Regions from separate parts of the Mus musculus genome. Here region 1 is linked to region 2. A link is a loop called in an ENCODE intact Hi-C map of the cell type or tissue named here. Cell type or tissue: left cerebral cortex. All regions are shown on one strand. Each heading gives the region's core, and the rest is flanking DNA. Links, peaks and the distances in the headings are about the cores only. Region 1 overlaps Dhx8 (DEAH (Asp-Glu-Ala-His) box polypeptide 8). Region 2 has its middle 2.3 kb from the start of Sost.

The links. Hi-C counts contacts between places; a loop is a spot of excess contacts. Peaks named below come from ENCODE experiments on the same cell type or tissue, not always from the same donor. Only the 100,000 strongest peaks of a DNase experiment are listed, where the experiment ranks them.
Region 1: a loop joins it to region 2, with 2.7 times the contacts of the local background. A loop is called at or near these places in 1 of 42 quality-filtered maps.

Annotation. Positions count from the first base shown.
Region 1 is chr11:101,762,286-101,765,197 of GRCm38, forward strand. It overlaps Dhx8 (DEAH (Asp-Glu-Ala-His) box polypeptide 8), which reads left to right. Exons shown (of 23, transcript NM_144831.2): 19 at 1-61; 20 at 1,612-1,740; 21 at 1,860-2,056; 22 at 2,493-2,672. Among named protein-coding and RNA genes, the nearest start is that of Etv4, 22 kb to the right of the region's middle. In left cerebral cortex, for the core only: a CTCF peak has its summit at 1,607; a DNase peak (open chromatin) is centred at 1,618.
Region 2 is chr11:101,967,843-101,970,754 of GRCm38, forward strand. No RefSeq gene overlaps it. Among named protein-coding and RNA genes, the nearest start is that of Sost, 2.3 kb to the left of the region's middle. In left cerebral cortex, for the core only: a CTCF peak has its summit at 1,184 (motif pointing left); a DNase peak (open chromatin) is centred at 1,177.

The DNA of each region.
Region 1 (2,912 bases), core at 272-2,771, 210 kb before region 2:
GCAGCTGTATACACTGGGGGCCCTGGACGACGAGGGCCTGCTCACTCGCCTGGGCCGCAGGGTGAGGGGCAGAGGGAACTTGGGGTGCTTTGGGAGGACGCCCTGACCAGTTTTCCACCTTGTGTTGAGGCCTTGGAGAAGCTTTGAGTAGGATTAAATACTCTTTAGAAGGGCGGTGGAGGGGGAATGGAGAGTGTGAGCCCAGGCTGGCCTGAAACTGTTTATGTAGCCGAGGATGAACTCCTGATCTCTGGCCTCTGTCTACCAAGTGCTGAGATTGCCGGCAGGCACCACCTCACCAGGCCTGGCACCACCTCACCTGGCCTGGCACCACCTCACCAGGCTCGGGATTCTTTTCAGTTTCTTTTTTCTTTTTTTCCTTAAAGATTTATTTGTTTATTTATTTTATGTATATGAGTGCATTGTAGCTGTCTTCGGACACATCAGAAAAGGGCATTGCATCTCATTACAGATGGTTGTGAGCCACCATGTGGTTGCTGGGAATTGAACTCAGGACCTCTGAAGAGCAGTCAGTGCTCTTAACCTCTGAGCCATCTCTCCAGCCCTCTTTTCATTTTCTTTCAAGGAATAGGTAGAGTTTATTTCTACTCAAGGTTTGTTTGTTTATTGTTTAGTATTTTTGTTTTGTTTTTTCTCTGTATAGCCCTTGCTGTCCTGGAAATCATTTTGTAGACCAGTCTGGCCTTGAACTCATAGAGATCTGCCTACCTCTGCCTCCCCGTACTGGGATTAAAGGCATCTGCCACCACTCCTGGGTATTTAAATTTATTTTTTAAAGTGTCTTTTTTTTTTTTTTCAAATTTAATTTATTATTTTTTAATTTTCATTGGTGTTTTGACTACAAGTGTGAGGGGGTTGGATCCCCTGCAACAGGAGTTACAGACAGTTGTGAGCTGTCACATAGGTGCTGGGAATTGAAGCCAGGTCTTCAGGAAATGCAGCCCAGGCTCTTAACCACTGAGCCATCTCTCTAGCCAATTATTGTTGTTGTTGTTGTTGTTGTTGTTCCCCGATTATTGTTATTGTTATTATTAGTGTGTGAGTGCTGGGTGTGGTCAGGTGCCAAGTCTGTGGCGTTGGTTCTCTCTTTCCTCCTTTTCATGCGTTCTTCAGATTGAACTCAGGTCACCAGCTTATGTGGCAGACACTTTTACCTGTCTTACCTGTTTAAGGTTTTGCTTTTTTAACTTCAATTTTATATTATCACTTTAAAATATTTCTTTTTAATAGTAAAGACTATTTGCAGTTAATTTTACTCCAGATATATTACTGAATCTAATCTTCATTCTATTTATGATTATAATTATTATTATTATTATTTTAAAACAAGTTATTCTGTGTGTAGCTGGGATTGGCCTGGAACTAGCTACCTATATAGACTCAAAAACAAATTAAAGGTATTTGCAACATTCACATCAACAGTAGATATGTTCTTAGGCACGAAGGGCTTATTTAACAAAGGAAATATGTGGTAGAGACAGGTGCCCCAAATCATCATGGGGACATTTCCTCATCTATTTTCTACTTCCTAGTCAAGTCCATGCGCATGGTCTGTAGGGAAACAGTTGTAATTTCTTCTTATTCCTGTAGATGGCAGAGTTCCCTCTGGAGCCAATGCTGTGCAAAATGCTCATCATGTCTGTGCATCTGGGCTGCAGCGAAGAGATGCTAACTATCGTGTCCATGCTGTCTGTGCAGAACGTCTTCTACCGACCCAAGGTAAGGTGCTCAACCCCATGTTCTGATGCACTGGTGCAGTGACATCAGCCTGTTCTGTGATGTTTGTCGGGGACAAGGCCTACAGGGAAGGAATGACTCTCTGTCCCACTGCCTGGCAGGATAAACAGGCCCTTGCAGATCAGAAGAAAGCCAAATTCCACCAGACAGAAGGGGACCACCTCACCCTGCTGGCCGTATACAACTCCTGGAAGAACAACAAATTCTCCAACCCGTGGTGCTATGAGAATTTTATTCAGGCTCGTTCCCTACGCCGTGCCCAGGACATTCGGAAGCAGATGTTAGGCATAATGGACAGGTCAGTCAGGAGTGTGGTGATATTAGTGTTTGGGTGGTCATGTCTCCTGGGTCTTCTGTCACTCCGAATGTATTTGCACAGTTCTAGGCACCTGTGTACAGAGAGTGTCCATCTCATTTGGTGTAGGCTGTCTCCTCCCCAGGCAGGAGTGTGGCTAAGCAGCACTTCAGAAACTTCCTAAGAGGAAGATAATTGAATTAGCCAAGAAAAATGCTTTGCTTACAAGCCTCTGGATCATTGGTCTGGGGTTGGGTTCTTGCCTGAGCCAGCGTCTGGTTTCTAGTTCCTTCATACTGCCTGTCATGTCCAGTACTCCTCTGAGCTCTGAGGAAGGTCCTGGTGACTAACTGTGAGCACCCTAAGGTGGAACGTTGAGCAGCTGGCACCCAGCTTACAGAGCAGGCTCATGGCGTCTTTGCTCTTACTATCCTGATAGGCACAAGCTGGACGTGGTCTCCTGTGGCAAATCCACAGTCCGAGTGCAGAAGGCCATCTGCAGTGGGTTCTTCCGGAACGCTGCCAAGAAGGACCCACAGGAAGGCTACCGGACTCTGATAGACCAGCAGGTGGTGTATATCCACCCCTCCAGTGCTCTCTTCAACAGACAGCCCGAATGGTAGGTCACACACACACACACACACACACACACACACACACACAGAGGGGGAGGGAGGGAGGGAGGGAGGGAGGGAGGGAGGGAGGGAGGGAGGGAGAGAGAGAGAGAGAGAGAGAGAGAGAGAGAGCTCATAAGCACTCCTGCCTCTGAGTCTCCAGCACCCCCACTTCTCCTTTTGACTTTGTATTTCTAGAGTAGCAGAAGCCCAAATTAGGTACACTAACAAGCTCCCCATTTTTC
Region 2 (2,912 bases), core at 244-2,743:
GTGTGCCAAAGGCAGTTCCTTCCCTGGCCAGGCTTCTTGCGGCCAACACAGAATTTCATTTCTTAGCAAAAAATCATTTCCCTCATTATTTCTTAGCTTATTACATTACCCCCCCCCCCGTGTGTCTGTGTGGGTGCATGGGAGACCTGAGGAGGTGTCTTTCTCAGTCATTCTCCCAAGTTATTCCCTGAGACAGGATCTCTGACTGAGACATTTAGGTTAGGCTGGCTAGCTGGCCAGTAAGCCCCCAGAATCCACCTGCCTTTCCCCTCAACTCTGAGGTTAGAAGGTTATTTTTCCACATGGTTGCTGGGGATTCGAACTCATGTCTTCATGCTTGTACAGCAAGCACTCTTACCATATCATCTCCCCAGCCTCTTATGGTATCACAAACAGCTCTGGGTCCTAGATGTAAGATCCAAGGGATGGATATATATATATAAATCAGAAAGCCATCTCAGGTCTATCTAAGCACAAAGAAATCCAATGCTCAGCCTGCAGTAGCAGGAGGGCCATGCCACAGGGAGAAGGAGAGGAGGGAGGGTTCACACCTGAGGTGCAAAAGGAGGAGGGGCTGGCGGAAGCTGCACTGAGACAGAAGGTTGGAGGACTCCCCAGCCCTGGAGGAAGACTGGGAAGGAGGCTGTGGTCCGCCTAGCCCGCTGTGGTATGCTAACTGGGTAATGAATCAGTGTCGTCCACCTGCAGAGCTTCTGCAAGGCTCTGCCACCTGCCTCGACTTGTAAGTGGCCGGTCCATCTGTGGCGATCTGCCTGGGTCCTCCTTTTCATCTTCTGTCACCCACACATCAATGCAGCTGCTCTGACAGCTTTACAAGGCAGACAGAAGTCCCCTCAGGAAGGGGACTCTGATACCTGCTTCCTAAGTCAGTTTCCTTCGGGGCAGACAAAACCAGCTGTGGCCATTGTTGGGGGTGATCTATCTCTCCTACCAGAGCTGTGAAGTTGTTAGAAGCTGGCCCTTTTGTCTGTGACCTCCAGTCTCCTTTTCCCCTGCTCTGGAATGTGGACTGTTAACCCTGTCTGGGCCAGAAAGCTTTCCTATTGCTCCAGACTTGGGAGAGGGCAGCTCCTGGGCCCGGGATTCTGTGAGCACCATAATGGTTCTCACAGCACCACCTGCTGATGGGAGATTATGCTGGCCACCTTAATGATGCGATCTGTCCTTGGAACACTTCCGCCACCTGCTGGACGTAACAGGAAAAATCAAGCGAGCAGAGAGTGGCCAGGCTCTAGATTTTGTTTATTTGTTATTTTATCTGTAATTGAAGTAGTGTCAACAAGAAAAAGGGTATACAGAGAAACTGAGCTTACCAGCCTATCTCTCTGGACCCTCCTCGGCCCATGGGTAGCCCTGCCTTTTCACAGGATGGCTCGTGGTGCCTGCCGTCGTGCCTGCCTTCTGTTTGGGGGCCTGGTTTGCTCGGTTTGGCTTTTTTTTTTTTTTTTTTTTTTAAGATTTATTTATTATATGTAAGTACACTGTAGCTGTCTTCAGACACACCAGAAGAGGGCATCATATCTCGTTACAGATGGTTGTGAGCCACCATGTGGTTGCTGGGATTTGAACTCTGGACCTTCGGAAGAGCAGTCGGGTGCTCTTACCCACTGAGCCATCTCACCAGCCCCTTGGTTTGGCTTTTGTTGTTTTCTTTTTTTCTTTTTCTTCATTTGAGGTTAAGTCAGTAATCGATGCTTTTACTCAACACAAAACCCTTATCATTTCCCAAGGTTAAGCTGCAGTCAAGCCCCAGGGTCTCAGTGGATCCCTATTGACTGCAGTTTAGATATTTCTGTCCCCCACCCCCACCCCCACCCCATGCTCTCAGCGAGGCCGCTCACTATAAACACTCTTGTGTGACATAATGGGTTTGCTGTTTGGTTTGGTTTGGGGACGACGGTCTTGCTGTACAGCCCCAGATACCTTCAAACTCGCCATCCTCTTGCTCCAGCTTTCCAAGTGCCCGTGGCTATAGGTGCACACCACCACACCTGGATAGGTTTTTTGTTTTTTAATTCTTCTTTTTTTTTAATATTTTGAGATAATTGTAATAGACAGTTCTTGAAATAATTCGGAGGGATTTTATGATCTCCCTACCCATTTCCCCTCCACAGCTCACCAAAGATGCCAGTCCAGCACCACAGCCAGGACGTGCAGTGCGCCGACGCCGACACACTCACATCCATCCTTACTTACCTAGGGCTCTCTCATGATGCCTGCGGCACGTGCTCATGCATCCGCTTCTACACGACCTTACCACGAGACTCGCCTGTCCGCCTTTGGCCCCAAGGATCTGCCCTGATGTCTTTTTTCATTATTTCTTTATTAAAGTTTTTGAAACAGGGTCTCATGCACCACAGGCTAGCTGAGGGCTAACCTTGATCACCTCCCGGAGGTGGAGATTAGAGGTAGCTGTCACCACAGCCCGTTCTTTCTGTCGCTTTTTGATGGAGTTGTCCACATGTCTCACTCACCCCAGCTCTCAGCTCACAGCAACCACTCATCTAACCTTGATTTACATCTTTTTCTTTTCAATTTAAAAAAATGTTACGCAAATGCAGCCAATGCAGCCAATACCTGGGGCCTTCTCTTTTCACCCAGCATAATTCCCTGGAGTTGTCCAGTAGTGGGTGCAATGACTGGTATTTATCCTCCTCTAGTGTCCTGCAAAGAATTTTCACTGCCCAAGTTCCCCGTGCTCCCCCTACTCATCCCTCTTCCTCCATCCCAACCCCCAGCACACCCTGAGTTCTTTTCTGTCTCTGTAAGTCTTACGTTAGCCAGAACACCATGAGATGGACTTACACAGTATGCCAGCTTTCCAGAGTCGTACCTCCAAGGGCTAGGTTTTAGGAGGTTTTTAAAGGCTTCATTTTATTTTTATGTGTGTA